Regions from separate parts of the Homo sapiens genome. Here region 1 is linked to region 2. The links are chromatin loops, found by intact Hi-C in ENCODE. Cell type or tissue: Calu3. All regions are shown on one strand.

Region 1 (8,000 bases), 190 kb before region 2:
ACTAATGTATGGCCATTTCAACAATCAATCAAAAGATATTATAAATTCTATCTACTTGGAAAGTTCTTTCTCCCTTTGCATAGTGATAAAATTGTATTCATTTTTCACTCTGATAATGATAAGGATGAATAAGATATAGCTCCCGCCCTCCAGGAACTCACAGTCTGAAAAGGGAGATGAAGCATGTATTAAAAAGCCAAATATAATTCATGGTAGTTTGTGGTAAACTCTGTAATACAGGTATATTTAAAGCTATGGGTAGGCAGAAGAAAGAAAATAATTCTCAGAGCTAGGGTAGAGTTGGAGGAGGAAAGGATTAGGGACATCTCCTTAGAGGAGTTCAGCTGGGTTCTAAAGATGGGCAGAGTTGAAACAGACAGTGTTATGAGGCTCAGGGAAATTTTTGATGTGCAATGCCTTTGAATCTAGGGTATATTCAGAATGTCAATGTTGCTGAAATTTTTGACATATGATTGAGCATAATATGGGTAAGGACTAGATTGTAGAAGACCTACACTACTACTCTAAGCAGTTTAAACTTCATTTGGCATTCAGGGGCAAGTTTTGGACTGGAAGTATAATATGATCAGAGCTGTACTTTGAGAATATTATTCTAGTAATGCATTAAACTCATTTCTCTAATTTTTTACTGAATAATTATTGTCCTGTGACTGTACGGCAGGACTTATGCTAGGCAATGGGGATATAATGGTGAATATGACTCACTCTCTGCTTGCATGGAAATTACAATCAAGAAAATTAAACATAAAATAGAACACTGTCATCAACATCATAATAGAGAAAGTACAGGGTAGCATGTAGAAGTGCCTTCTCTAGTATTGGGATAATCAAAGAAACTTCCTGTAGAAATTGATTTCAAGTTCTGTGTACGGCATGTACATATATACACAGGTGTAGGCTTATTGAATAAGAGGGTCAATCTATGAAAAGGTTCAGAGGGGAAAGTGTGCTTCAGGAACTTGATGCAGAGTTATTTGCTTTCCAACCACATAGATCCTTAACAACCTCAGGTATGTGCACAGGGTTCCTGGTCATTTCATCTTGGACTGGACAGGCAGGATTCACCATCTGTCAGCTGCCAGGAGAACCAAGTAAGTATTATGCACAAGGACCTTATGAAAGCAAATTCTGTTGAATTGAATTGGCTTTCTTCATAGATCTAGAAATCATCTGGTTTAAGATTCCTTTTCAATGCCAAATATGAATAATTCAGTCAAGCCTGAAATAAACACCGTGATCAAGTGTGGCTTTTATTGTCCAATTTATTCACTCACTTATTCAGTATTTGTTGTTTGTCAGCACCATATAACCCACTATACTAGGTACTTGCCTTATCTAATCTTTTAGTCATAATTAATCATTATTTTATCTAAACATTTACCTCATTTTTCCTAGAACACTTTTCATAATTTGGGTCTATCACTGTAAGTTGTATATAACTGTGTCCTCAAGTAGATTGTGGCATTTGAAAAAAAATGTGTTCTCATCTTGTGTTCCATTCAAGCAATGTCAAGAATACAATAGAGGTTCTATAAATGGTGGGTGGATGGATGGATGGATGGATGGATGAACAGATGGATGGACAGATGGAGACAGACATGAATAAGAATTTGTTTCTGTCTTCAGAATCTTATAGTCTAATAATGCAGATCAAGGACAAGCATGCAGTTAATGAGAAATATTTTCCACTATTAAAACCATCATGTTCTCTCTTTTCAGTTTATGTTTAATGTTCTAGAGCCACAATCTTATCATGATCCTAAAGATATCATGAAGGAGCCTCAGAATGTATTGAGAGTTTGAAATAGGAAAATTTTTTATAATAGCTGAAGTTTGACTTTTAAATTTCTGAAAATACTAATTACTGAGCTTTATCTTTAAACTCAAAATAAAAGCAGCCCCGAATACCTCATTTAACCATTTTAATATGTTGTTATTTTACTTCTGGTGAGATGCAATGGAAGTAGATAAGAACAGAATAGGCATTCTAGAGAATGTCTGCAGTCATCATTAATCCAACAACAAAACAGAAGTATGTCTTTGCCTTTACATGTAATGGGATTGACATCATTTCCTACGTTTCTATTCAGTAGTCTCATTTGATTGACATTTCCCCAGGAGTGTTACCATGTTTTCTTCTTTCCATTCAGTAGTTCAGCACATCTTTATTGACTGTTGCATGCCATGACCTTTGATCTGGCCAACCAGATGAAAGAGATTTCAAATTTTCAACGGCATTGTCTACATGGACTCTTGTTTCTCCATGACTTATTTTGAGAAAAATAAGTGAGACTTTTCTTTCTTTTGTATACATTGGAGATGCATATCTTTGCATTTCATTGGAGCAAAGTGATTCAGTAATACAAAAGGTAGTTTTTCTGTTAAACTCAGGGGATTGTAATCATTTAACATACTCTAGAAGTTAAGGAAATGCATGATTTAACATGGAGATGAAAGAGATAGGAATTATAGTCAGAAAAACGATTTTCTTAATCTTAGTGGGTTTCCAATTCCTCTTCTGTAAAACGGTAACAATAGTACAACTTTTAAATATTGTTATAATGTTATATGAGAATTTTAAAAGATAATAGGTGTTAAAAATGCCAGGCATTACTCTCATATGTGATAGGCTGTCATTTATTTGTTGATTACTGTGTGGAGATGATGTACTAAGCACTCTACCTGCATTTCCTCATTTGCTATTTCCCCCAAACTATGAGGCAGATTCTGTTTTTATCATTATTTTAAATGAGGAGACTAACACACAAGAAAGGTAAAACATATAATTTGGCACTGATCCTAGAATGAATACAGAGAAGACCAGTATTTGAGCCCACAGGTTGATGGGGTGTGGTTCAAAGACAATGTTGAAACTTCTAGGTATTTTTTTGTTGTTGTTGTTTTTGATTTTTTTTCCTGCCAAATTAAGAAAAAAAAAATCTGGATTTAGTAAGGAGAGGCTTTATTTGAAAAGGGAAGAAGTGGAAGAGAAAATGGACTATTGCAGTGAGAATCATGCTCTGACCATAAGATCAGCAATGTCTCAGAGGTTAGGAAAACAGGAGTTCCTCCTTTATTAAGGGGAGGGAAAGAGGCTACAAAGAGCTGATGTGAAATGTAAGGGTTGTGCAGTCCCATAGTAGACCACAGGACATTTTTACTCTGAGGCCAGCCTCTTCTCAGGAAAGGCTTTTAAGCAGGGGTTTATAACAGCTCAGGCTAAGGTTTGCTAAAAATTCAGGACCTGGGAGGAGAAGAGAAAATTCACCAGAGTTTGATTAGCAAACATTTGGTTCCAAATAATCACAGGGATAAGCAGTTAAGATAATTCTTTATGAGTCATAGAATTGGAATTTCGAGTTTGGGTCTAACCTTTTCCTAGGTAAACAAGGGGTAATTCATGCATGTTATCTAACATATATGAAAAAGAGTCATTGTTTGTGTCCCAGGACACAAAAGGATGAGGGGATTTCTTAATCTTCACTGTTTTCCAGAATCACAGGGTCCAGGAAAGGGTCAATATTGTCACTTCTCTCTGGCTAGACATGCTGAAAATGAGAAACCATGTCTTCGGAAACCATGTGATGAGGGTAGCGGAGTCTCTGGGTGGCATTGTGACCTCCCTGCCCTAAGGTGTTAATTAAGTCAGTTAGTTTTCGGAATCCTTTGCTGCAGTAGCTTCCCCAGCATCCTGAAGAGCAGTGAAGTGCTCAGTTTTACAACTCATGCCCATTGTGATTTAAGCCAAGTGATTTCATCTCATAAAACTTGGTTTCCTTATCTGCTAAATGATGGAGATGGACTTGGCAAAGACTTACAGTCTCCCAGCTCTGATCTTCAGAAAGGCACAAAGATATGCCCAAGTGCCCTGTGGTTTGAGGTGTGGAATTAGAGGCTGAATCATGCATTAGTCTTCTTCCTAATACTCAGGCAACATCAGTACAGGAAGTCATTTAAGAATGCTCTGGTAGTGGATGTCACTGACTGTAAATAGCTTTTTCATCAGCAATTCAGAATAATGTTATCAAGGTTGCTTTTGTCTTCCATTCTGGCAATCAGTCATTTATCATTCCTAAACCTCTAGTACCCCCTTTGCATTACCTTGCATAAATTGGGTGATTTCTCAATTTCCTCTTTTTCAGCCTTTCTGATTTTCTTTCCATAGCGTCTCTGAAATTTTTTCTGTGTCATGCAAACTCCGTTTGGGTGTTTTATGTCTCTGCAAAGGCCAGAGCTGGTTTTCTACTTAATATTCAATAAGCATGTTTGAAGATCACCTCTTTCAGGAAAAGCCCATGAAACTCACCACTGCTCAGCTGATGATGACTTACTTAAGATTCTTGTTGCCCTGCATTTGGATTCTTGATGTAAGCTAGCTGAAGCAGGACTCTGTGGGCCTTATTATCACACAGTGCCTTAAGCATAGCATTGTGATAGATGTAAAAATTACCCACTTTCCAAACCTTTAGGGATACTTAGAAAAAATGTATACTGTTACTAATAAATGTGTGTTGTATTATAAATATGGTGACAGCTGAAAGTGGGCTTTCCAATGAAATTAAGATATATTGGAATTTAAAATTAGTGGTACACTTAAACTTTACTATATTTTTTGTTCAAATTGGAAAGCATTGAGTGCGAATGTGGTGGACAAATGGGTCAGAGGGTAGATGTGGCAGAACAGCTGTCTTCAAGCATTTAAATAGAGCACAGTGGATGAGACCTAAATCCAAAGACCTGTTGGTGACTCACTGCCTGTGGGACCTGGAAGGAGGCACTTCATCTCTCTAAGGCTTAGTTTTCTCAACTATAAGAAAATAATAATTTTAGAAAATAATAATAACAACAATAATTACCATAAAGAATTATAGAAGGAAATAAATAACATCATGTGTGTAAAATATCTTTAGCTCTGTTGGCATATGGTAGACATTCATTAATGTTGGGGTTGTTGTTAAGACTTTGTCATTAATTAACATTGACTTACCCTACTGTGCTTAGAAAAATTCACCAGTCCGAATGGTAGGCTATAAACCTAGGAGCTAGAGAATAGAATCTCTGGGCTCTAAATGTGGACCATTATGTGGACTTATAAAGGAACCAATGTCCATGGAAAGAGAAAAATAACCAAAATCTGAGGAGTAACATTGACACTTTCCATGTTAGGCTGGTTAAACTTGTCCCTCAACTCCTCATCACAGTCAGTATCAATCTTTTCTTTCTTTAATTTTTCTTTCTTTAATACCTGTTCTACTCATATTGCTGAATTCTTATCTGTCCTATTTCCTCTTATTATGATTTACTAGACTTTCTGAAGGCTGTTACATTTGGGTCATGTTCTCAGATGTAAATTCTCCTCATTTATCTTGCTAGAGTTCTGTCAGGAGACAACAACTAGACAAATACACACAGAGAAATCAAAGTCCAAAAGAAAAAAAAGAGAGAGAGTCTGACTTTTGTTGGTTGATTAGATCAAAGATGATGATTTACATGGTTTGGAGTTATAAAGAGTATATATTTATTGGATAATTAAAATCTCTCCCACTTATTTTGAGCTAATAAATCCAGCCCTTCAAACTCAATGCTGTCAAATACTGGAATTAAGTAATCAAAGGAAAAAAACAATAATCTGAGAAAAAATAATTTATTAAACAAAGTAAAAACTTTGTCTTTAGGAAGTTTATAAGTAGATTTGGCTGACCATTGCAATTTGGGAACTTTTTGAATGTTGAGGGTAGTAATGAGACAGAAATTAATCAGTTGGGGCTGGTTTTAAGAAATGGCTTCAGACCCTAAGTGGTTTGCCAAGTTTCCCTTAAACACCTCACATTATTGAGGATACAAGTCAAAATCACTTATCAGCAGTTCTTCCAAATAGCCAGGAACATGTATTAAAGAGGCCATGAAGGAATTTCTAATGAGAAAAAATGTTCTTACTTTTTGAGAAATTAACTGCTTCAATAAATTGCAACGATAAAGTAGGAAAAGTTATCACAATAATGTCTGTTGTAATAAAACTAAACTGTACAGCTGATAACAGTTAAAATGCCAGAAGGTGAGTTAATGACATACTATTCTCCTAAAAGCCCCTTTGGTCCTTATTCTGAAATAGAATTCTGAGACCCACTTATAAGGAATATGGTGGAAGCTACATGGAAATACTGTATATTCATATGTTCTACAGATTCACTGCCTGTGAACTTTTGAATATATGTAAGGTTTATAAGGAGAGTATATTAAATGAAAGTTTTGGGAAGGTGAAATCAAATAACCCTAGTAGCTAAAATTGATTCTTGAAGTATATACAAGATGGAAGTCTGTGGTTAGAGAAATAAGTCTGAATTTCTTACTTGGAAAATTTATATCAAAGATCATGGGAACAGGGGCAACGACAGGGCCATTTAATCCTCCCTAACACTTTCTGTGGATTCATGAATGTAGGAGAGGCCCAAAGCTTCTGCTATGATTTTCTTCAGTCAAATTCCTAAGCAAGCTAAAGATTATAGCAATGCAGAGGAATTCATAAGGATAATGAGAGGGGGAAAAAAGAAAACAAATGGAAATAGCGCAAGCAGACATTGGAAAGTAATTTGAAGTAGGAGAGTTTGGAGCTAATAGTTTTACTTTGCATTATTGAATTTCTCCCATACATAGTAATGACAGTGTCCATGAATGGTGAAAATGTGTGTGTAGTATGTGTGTGTGTCTGTGGTGTGTAGGAAGGAAACGTACAGAGAGAGAGAAGGAGAAAAAGAGAAAAATAGGGAGGGAGAGAGAGAGAGAGGAGGAGAGAGAGACAGAGAGAAAGAAAAGCAAGGGAAAGACTAAAGTTGAGAAAGCATTAGAAAGCCCAAGATAACATGTGCACACGTGCTCAGATACTAGGGCTGAAATTCTCAGGGCCAGCTTCTTGCTTTATGGTGAAAGCCAAATCAGCTAGAGTATTTTTCAAACAAACAGCAGAAGGAAAATAAACAGAGCTGTCTCCTGTTACCATGAGTTCAAAGGGAGCCAAGCTAGTGCCCCATACACATAAACCACATTCTGACTAATTAGGTGAAAACAACAGCAAAAAATATAGTAGAACAATTATCTGAGAAATATAGAAAATTGAAATATGCCAAATCTCCATTAAAAAAAAAGAGACATGAAGAAATAGCATCAACCATAACAGAAACAAACCTCTCTGCTCTGAGCCATCTGTGCCCCCTATCAGCTGGTAATAATGTGACTCTGAGTAGCAATAGAAATCATCAAAGGAAGAGCTTTAAGAAGGCATGGCAGCACTAATAGATTTTTTTCTGGGTTTCTGGTCTTTGTTTATGGATAATTATAATTTGGCAATGTGTTCAGAGGCCCATCATATGAATGTCTCCCTTGTGTTTTATTTAAGCAACAGCTCACAGAGGACTCACTTCTGTTTCCCACCATGCCAAGTAAATTCTTGTAGAAGGAGAAAACTTCCAATGATGTGTGAATTTAAAATTATGAGTTGATTTAATGAATTACAGCAACTAGATTCCTAGATAAGTGTATTTAACGTGTTTACCTGTCCAGTGAAGACATATTTGGTTATCTTATTTGAAGCAAATTTTTCCTTCAAATGATGGCAATTTCATCCAGTCTATTTTAGGGCTTGCTTTTATATATTCCCAACACATCTCTCTCTACCATTATATTTGTTGAAATCTCAAAGAAATGGAAAGTGAATAATCTGCCTGTAATGTACATAAGAATATCTTATTTTGAGAATGAGAAAGTATTTTTATGGACAGGATATGAGAAATAATAAGCCAGTTAAGCTCATTTATATTGTCAGATTTACCTTCAAATACAGGTTGCCCTTTTGTTAGAAATGAATTCTCAGAATATCAATGATCAATTAGGATTTGTTGGTTGCATGTAACAGGAACAAATTCTGATTCATTTGCGTAAAAACAGAAATGTATTAGGAAGAAGACAGAATAGCTCAAAGATTC
Region 2 (8,000 bases):
ATAAATGACAGAAATTTACTTATCACAGTTTTGGAGGCTAGAAGTCTGAAATCAGGGTGCCAGTGTGGTTGGGTTATCCACACAGGGTACCTGTGTGGCTGGGCTATATTAAGTAATCCATTTCTTATCTGGATTACTGCCATAAGCTTCTAATGGGTCTCTCAGCATTTATCTTGATCCCTGCAATCCATTCTCCCCACTGCTGTCAAATTTGAATTTTCCTGAAACAAAAATCTGATCATATCACAGCTCTCCTTAACTTTCTACGATGCCTCTTTATTGCTCTTGCAAAAGAGGACTTCTCTTTGTCTTAGCTCACTAGGTCTTTCTGATCTGTCCGTTGCCTACCTCTTCAGTCTTTCTTCTCATATTTCCCTCATACTACACTTCTGGTTTGTGACTACTGACTCCTCATTGTAACTTCACGTGGTGGAAAGAGGGCTAGGGAGCAGTCTGGGACCTCTTTTATAAGGGCCATAGTCTCATTTTTTAGGACTAATGACCCAAATTACCTCCAAAAGGCTTCACCTTCCCACCATCATATTGTGGAGTGAGATTTTACCACAATTTCTTCTGGGGGGACACAAACATTCAGTCCTTTATGGTAGACATCCAGGCCATGTGAGAGAGGAGCAAAGGAAATGATAGGGTAGAAGGAGGAGAATATGGGAAACAGCTTCAGATAAGTATTGTAAGAAATGGGTACAGGAACTGACTGACAAAGGACCACAGAAGAACTGTGGAGAAATGCTAAGGAGCTGGGTGACGCTGGAGATCATAAATGACTGATCCTAAATTAAAAGCTATTGCTTAGAGCATAGTCTTAATTTTTTTTTCTATATGGAATATGAAGAAAAACTGTTAGGAAAAATGAATACAAAAGGTAAAATAATGCTCATTGATAAGATAATCATTATGCTTGTTGTATTATATAAATTATACAAACTTCATGGAAACTATTTGAATAGATATTATTTCTATTTATTCAGATGAAGAAGCTGAGGCTAAAGGTTTTTCATAAATCATCTAAGATCACATTTGTAGCAATTGGCGTAGCTGGGATGGAGTCCTGGGCAGACTAGAGCTAACCTTATGCTATTGGCAGACACATACTTATTATACCAAATCTTCATTTATACTGCTGGTAATGGTTTACTATCAGCCTTTGTTGTACTGGGGTGTTTTCCCCTTCATCAGTTTTGGAGTATTTGATCTACTTCTATTGAGTTTGGTTTGAATGCAAAAATTAAAATAAATGCTTTTGTCTTTGTCAGCAGAGAGGAATATTCCAAAGTGAAGGACACTTTGTTATTCACAATTATGATTCTTTCCTCTGTTCTCTCTCTCCCTTTCCCTTCCACTCTCTGTACACACACATGTGATTCTTATTATTCACAGTAGTTGTGTTCTATGAAGTCTCCACCAACACTGAGCTAATGGGCACTGAACTTTCCTAAGGGAAAGGAAAGGTCAGGTTCCTGTGAGCCTCTGGTCACATTTCAATCAATCGACCAATACATAATCATGTTTTAAAGTCATCTTTTTAAATATTATTGTTGATTCATTAACATTGAACTTGCAAGCTTATCTGGAACATGTATTTTCTCTGTAAGGCACATCCCAGCCTTTGGCACATAGGAACACTAGACAGCAATTAAGCATGACACTTAAGGGCCATTTTAAAACACCAACAAAAAAGCACAAATAAAAAAAAAGGCACTAAATGGATCACAAAAAGACCCTTGTTTACAGTCAGAGCTGAAATAAGAAGGCAGAGTGTTGCTATGTCAGCCTCAGCTGGGTATTTGCATATGGTCAGATCAAAATTTTCCCACCCCATGCATGCCTAGGAATGACCAACAATCACCTGAAATATGGATTTTGTGGTTTCAAATAAATTTTAACAAGTAGACAAATTTGCAAATACAGGATCTGTGAATAATGATTGACTCTGTGTGTGTGTGTGTGTGTGTGTGTGTGTGTGTGTGTGTGTGTGTGAGATGGAAGTAAATTTTATCCCAGACACCAGCTAGTATTTCTTACTGTGTCAGAAACTGTTCCTTGACACAAACTGAAAGGACTGTGCATTGATGGAGAGTTTTATATAAAGTCTCCTCAAGAAGGATCCTTTAAAAAACTTGGAAACTACTGAAAACAACCTCTAACATATGAATTTCTCTTAAAAAAATTATATATATATATATATATGCCTCCTTTGAAATACCTCTTTTCTGCTCATTTTTATTTCTTTGCATCTCTTCCATCAGCAACATGTCAAAATGATGTCTACATTCTGTGCACATAAAGTCAATGTGCAACATTGGACTGGAAATAACTTGAAATTATTTGCTTAAAGCATTTCTGCTTTTGCTAGAACACTAGAAACTAGTTTTTGACTTTTACTTTTTAAACAATGATTGTCAGGACATGCTAATATATATTTTTGGCCAATCTTGTGGCTTATGACACTTCTATTCCTTCAATATTTTGCCTGCTACAGTCAGACATTTCACTATCCCTGGAGAACGCAGTAGCAAATAGGAAATGAACTGTGCAGCTGAAGAGAATTTGTCAGCAGTACATTCCTTTCTCCTTAAAAAACAAAGTAGAGAATGTTGGCTATTTATGCCCAGGCCTATTGTTTTTCTAATTAATCATGTTTTGTGTAAAAATTGCAATGAATGTATTTCTGCAAGACAACTGTAGTAACCATAAATGTTTGAGGTTCTCAGTGAACTTTCTCCTCAGATACTCAGAATTACCATACTGTCCCCCAGAAGTTCTATTTTCATCTATCATTCTGCAGCCAAATTGACATCTTTTGTTACAACTTGAATACAACTATTTCTTTTCCCATCCATAGCCTAAATAATTTCATAATAACAAGATTGTACTTCCATTAGGACTTGATAGTTAAAACCTCTTTTCTATCACTCTGTCCTATAGCTAGTTTCACTGAATATGAATATTATGGTAAAGGCCACTCCAAGTATATTTTTGGAGTCCACAGTATCATTGTAAGTTATCAGCACCAGTCTGTCCCCCTCCCCAGACAATGAGATCTTATTCATTAGGAACAATTCACCCCTCTAGTGGAAGAATCTGGGTATTGCAGCTTTAGCTCCAACAAATAGCTAAGCTTCAAGGCTGTAAGAGCATCTGCAGATTTTTAGAAAATTATTATTACAAGATTCCTTCTTTTTATGCTGGTTTGTTATTAAATATAACCCAATAGAGAAATCTCTTTAAAATGTTAATTTGCTTTCTTATGTTTATACACAGGGAAATGCTTAGAGCTATAAAAAGGCTGTACTAACACTGACTAATAGATTTTTGTTTACACTCATCTCCATTTTTCCCTTGTTTAAAGTCAAATAGAAATTGATTGGAAAAATGGTTTTTGGTATACTTTACAGAGTTAAACAATAATATGGGATGGTTTTTTTCCATATGTTTTCTATAAGCAGTAAGATTATTTTAAAATCAGCACTTTCGTACCAAAGTGGAAAACCATTCAGCCAAACTGAATTACAATGGGAAAACGATGATGTTACTACTCATGAATACTGGTAGCTATTGAGAGAGTAATGTGAAAATTCTGATTTCAGTTCTGCTACTGAGATGTCCTTGTCAGTATAAACGTTGGTAGTAAAAAATGCTTTCAAGATTTACTAGTCCAGAATGTCCCAAGAGGTGAAATAAATTCTCCAAGTTCACACAGCTAGTTAGTGGCCAAGCATAAGCCCATTTCTCCCGATTCTGAAACCCATAACTCTTTCTGGCACACAATCCTCATCGTTACAGCACAAGTCTGAATCCAGAGTGAATCAATTTGAATCACGCCTTGCTATGCACCACCTTGAAGATCACGGACAGCATCTTTCACCACTGTGCACCTCCCTATTCTCATCTGTACAGTGAGGGCAAGAGAGATGCCCCCTCAGAGATGTTTCAGCGAAGATGAAAATGAGATGCAGGAAAATTACTTAGTGCAGGACAAGATGCATAATAAGCACTCGGCGTGAGTTGACAATCTCTCCTATTAGTATTATTACCACTATGAGCTTTTTTTCTCTGTTTGGGGGCATTCTAAGAAGAGAATTTCTTTTCACTCCCTGGAGTAAATGTGTATGTAAATTAAGGGAAATTTAAGTCTTTGTTTTTTATTCAATTACTCATAAGTATTTCGGTGCTATAAGAGCTTTACTAATCTTACCCTTCATTTATGCAGTGATATAAGGGTGATAACAACTTTTTTAAAAGAGACTTTTAATTTTTTTTAAAGAGCATCATATGCATTGCCTCTATTAAGCCAGATTCATAAAATAATTCTAGCATAATTTAAATACTATATTAGAAACCAAAGATTATAAAGTGCAAATGAGATTTTCTTTTTTTTTTGGCTGCTGACATCATAACAGTTTTTACAGAGCGATTATCATCTCAATGGATATGGATGTCAAGCAGTCATTATCCTCAGATCATAACGAGGTGGACCATTAGTGCCTCCTTTGGAGACCTTATGGTCTAAGATGTTAATGAGCCTTTGGGGAACCCTAAATCCTTGGATGGTTGGCAGGGTACTCTAGACCATAACAGAACCTTCTTTGCAATGACAATGGAACCTGTCAATTTCTATTAAGGAGCTTCTTAATTCCCCAATCATTAAGATAGTGGAAGGACTTATTATACTAGCCTATAATTAAGGAAGCTTTCAGCCATAAATCCCTTCTGTTAAGTCCTTCCCTCTATTCAACATGGCATAAGTAAAGGGTAAGGCTCCCACAAGAGAAACTACGGAGACAACGTTGATCTGAGGGAAATCTTGCAGGATGAAGATTCTCCCTGGTTTCCTCCTATATCCCTTCAGCCCCTATTCACTTTCTCCCAAAGACACAGCATAAGTGAGGCCTCTTAAGTTAAAACTGGAGGTCTCCAACAACTGGTCTGGCAGGCATCTCTTGTCACGATTGACATTTTGATTAGACTGTGTTCGAGTATTTATGCTAGGCATTATGACAGAGAAACACAAGTTCAAAGCACCATCGTTGCCCATAAATAATTTACAGTCTTATTAGAAAGAGTGAATGATAAAGGTGCTATGATGGCATCAGAATGAAAGGCAACAACGCAGAGAGAAACAGACAATACTAGGGTGCTTTCCCCAACGATTGCTATAAAGAGTATATGCTACAAATTAATGAGAAAATAGGTGTGGAATTAGATGCTTAATGAATGTTATATCCTTTCTTATTTAGAAGAGGATAAGTTCAATGCGAACTGCTCACCATAGACTCATTCCTTTATACCTCAGTTTCTCAATAATTAAATGACTAGGATTAATACATCCTGCTAGAAAATATTACCAGTGGCCAGGCACAGTGGCTCACACCTGTAATCCCAGCACTTTGGGAGGCCGAGGTGGGCAGATCACTTGAGGTCAGGAGTTCAAGACCAGCCTGGCCAACATGGTGAAACCCCATCTCTACTAAAAATACAAAAATCAGCCAGGCGTGGTGGTAGGTGCCTATAGTTCCAGCTACTCCAGAGGCTGTGGCATGAGAATCACTCAAACCCAGGAGGCGAAGGTTGCAGTGACCTGAGATTGTACCACTGCACTCCAGCCTGGGTGACAGAGTGAGACTCTGGCTCGAAAAAGAAAAGAAAAGAAAAAAGAAAATATTACTAAAGGACTATTTCATGTGTTGTTATTTTCTATGAAAGAAAATAATCCATAGCATGCTCAAGTGATAGGTACTATAGAAATATTCACATAGGAAAACATACAGGCTTGATTACAAGTGAGGTATACTATTTTAACTCAAAACTTATTGCTTGAAAAAAGCAGAAAGCCAACTAGGAAGAGAAATTATGTGCTGCCATAAAAATCAAAAATGAAAGAATCCAACCCATTAACCTTGGATGTACAGAAACTTGAAGTTCCCTCATTCTTTTTGATAATCCTGGATTTTTCATCTAAATTTCATTCGACCTCGAGCAGACCTGCATTTGGCTTATTACTGAAATTTCATTGCTGAAATTTTCCAATGTAAAAAGTTTTCTAATCAGAAGTTAAATTTATACAAAATCTCCACTGTATTGAAGAAATAAATGTCTGCTTCTGCATTTTGTGCTTTGGGAATATGAGTTAGTTTTATTGTGGTGTTTCCAAATCAAGTCTCCAATTCTAACAGGGAAAAAAATCACATAGGACTCCATCTCTGTGCCAAAGCCCAGAATGAATTGAAATTTTATGAAGGGGCCTGAGCTTTAAGTTGTTAATAAGAAACTCCTGAGTTTCAGTTTCTCTCATCTTAGGTAATTGGGGCTTTAAGTGCATACAGAAAACTCGGGTCTCATATGATTGATACTTGGGACGTCCTTCCTTGTTCTGTTTAAGTTCCTTGGGAGCAATTCATCTCATTTTGTTTGTTTCTTTTTGCTTATAATCACTTCATATTTGACTATCAACTCGGGGAAATCTGAGTAGCTATACTAAGCCTAAAGATAGGTGGAGCAGGCAAGCTGCTTTGAATTGTTTCCAGCTTCCAGGGGCATTTCACTAGCATCTCCCCATTCATCCATCACACTTACTCCTCTTAATCCTCAAACAAGAAAGGCCTTTAAAATACTGACCACTCTCCACTGTGCTAACATTCCCTGGGAAAACACACAGTTTTCTTGTCCCAAAGATAGTTAAAATAAAATATAAAAAGCAAGGATAGGCTGGGCGCCGTAGCTCACGCCTGTAATCCCAGCACTTTGGAAGGCTGAGGCAGGCAGATCACCAGGTCAGGGGTTTGAGACCAGCCTGGCCAACATGGTGAAATCCCATCTCTACTAAAGATACAAAAAATTAGCCAGGCATGGTGGCGCACGCCTGTAATCCCAGTTACTCAGGAGGCTGAGGCAGGAGAATCGCTTGAACCCGGGAGACACAGGTTGCGGTGAGCCAGGCAGGAGAATCGCTTGAACCCAGGAGGCACAGGTTGCGGTGAGCCGAGATGGCTCGACTGCACTCCAGCCTGGGCGACAGGGTGAGACTCGGTCTCAAAAAAAAAAAAAAAAAAAGCAAGAATAACAGCAAATCGAGAGCAAGGCACACAGCCTGTTGCTCCCTATCTGTTTCTTGGAGACACGACCACACACACAAACCCCATATATGGTTTTTTTCCCTCCCTCTACTTACTCTCCCAAAGGGACAGCTGTGTTGTGAAAGGCTTTTATTTAGAAAGTCAGAGAGGAGTTGAGAGTTCCATTGGCTGTCTCAATAACCCCCAGGTTTACACAAGCTCTTACTCAGGAACTGAGCATCTTCTTAAAAGATAGCTTTGTGGCTGGGTGCGGTGGCTCATGCCTGTAATCCCAGCACTTTGGGAGACCGAGACAGGTGGATCACTTGAGGTCAAGAGTTTGAAACCAGCCTGGCCAACATGATGAAACCCCATCTCTACTAACAACACAACAATTTTCCAAGCATGGTGGTACAAGCTTGTAATCCCAGCTACACAGGAGGCTGAGGCAGGAGAATCGCTCGAACCAGGAGGTGGAGGTTGCAGTGAGTCAAGATCACACCACTGCACTCCAGCCTGGGCAACAGAGTGAGACTCTGTATTAAAAAAAAAAAAAAAAAAAAAAACAACTTTGAGTCTAACAATTACAAAAGCAACCTTTATCTACATTATCCAAGAAGGCACACTCTTGTCTCAATTTTCAAATGGGGGTGATGTCTGTTTATAAGAAGTATGTACCAGAGCTGTAGAAAAAAGATTTGACATTAGTCCCAGATCAAATTAGAGACTACAGAGAAAAAATAAGAATATAAGCCTTTGAAGGGCAGACGTAAATTGGATAAGCTACAATATTGCAAAACTAACAAAAATAAATTTCGAGACAAGAATAAAAAAGCAGAATGCATCCACTCTAAGTTGTTGCTGAAGGAAGAGAGAGAGAAACCTGCATCAGCTGCTTTTTGCTTAAACAGGAAGGCACTACCTGGC

The links. Peaks named below come from ENCODE experiments on the same cell type or tissue, not always from the same donor. Only the 100,000 strongest peaks of a DNase experiment are listed, where the experiment ranks them.
Region 1: a loop joins it to region 2, with 2.4 times the contacts of the local background. A loop is called at or near these places in 5 of 110 quality-filtered maps.

Annotation. Positions count from the first base shown.
Region 1 is chr4:23,320,369-23,328,368 of GRCh38, reverse strand. The region is part of intron 13 of LOC105374524 (a long non-coding RNA gene); the gene reads right to left. The region is part of intron 3 of LOC105374523 (a long non-coding RNA gene); the gene reads left to right. Among named protein-coding and RNA genes, the nearest start is that of PPARGC1A-AS1, 440 kb to the left of the region's middle. In Calu3, no CTCF peak of the experiment used is centred here; no DNase peak of the experiment used is centred here.
Region 2 is chr4:23,131,070-23,139,069 of GRCh38, reverse strand. The region is part of intron 12 of LOC105374524 (a long non-coding RNA gene); the gene reads right to left. Among named protein-coding and RNA genes, the nearest start is that of ADGRA3, 620 kb to the right of the region's middle. In Calu3, no CTCF peak of the experiment used is centred here; a DNase peak (open chromatin) is centred at 3,069.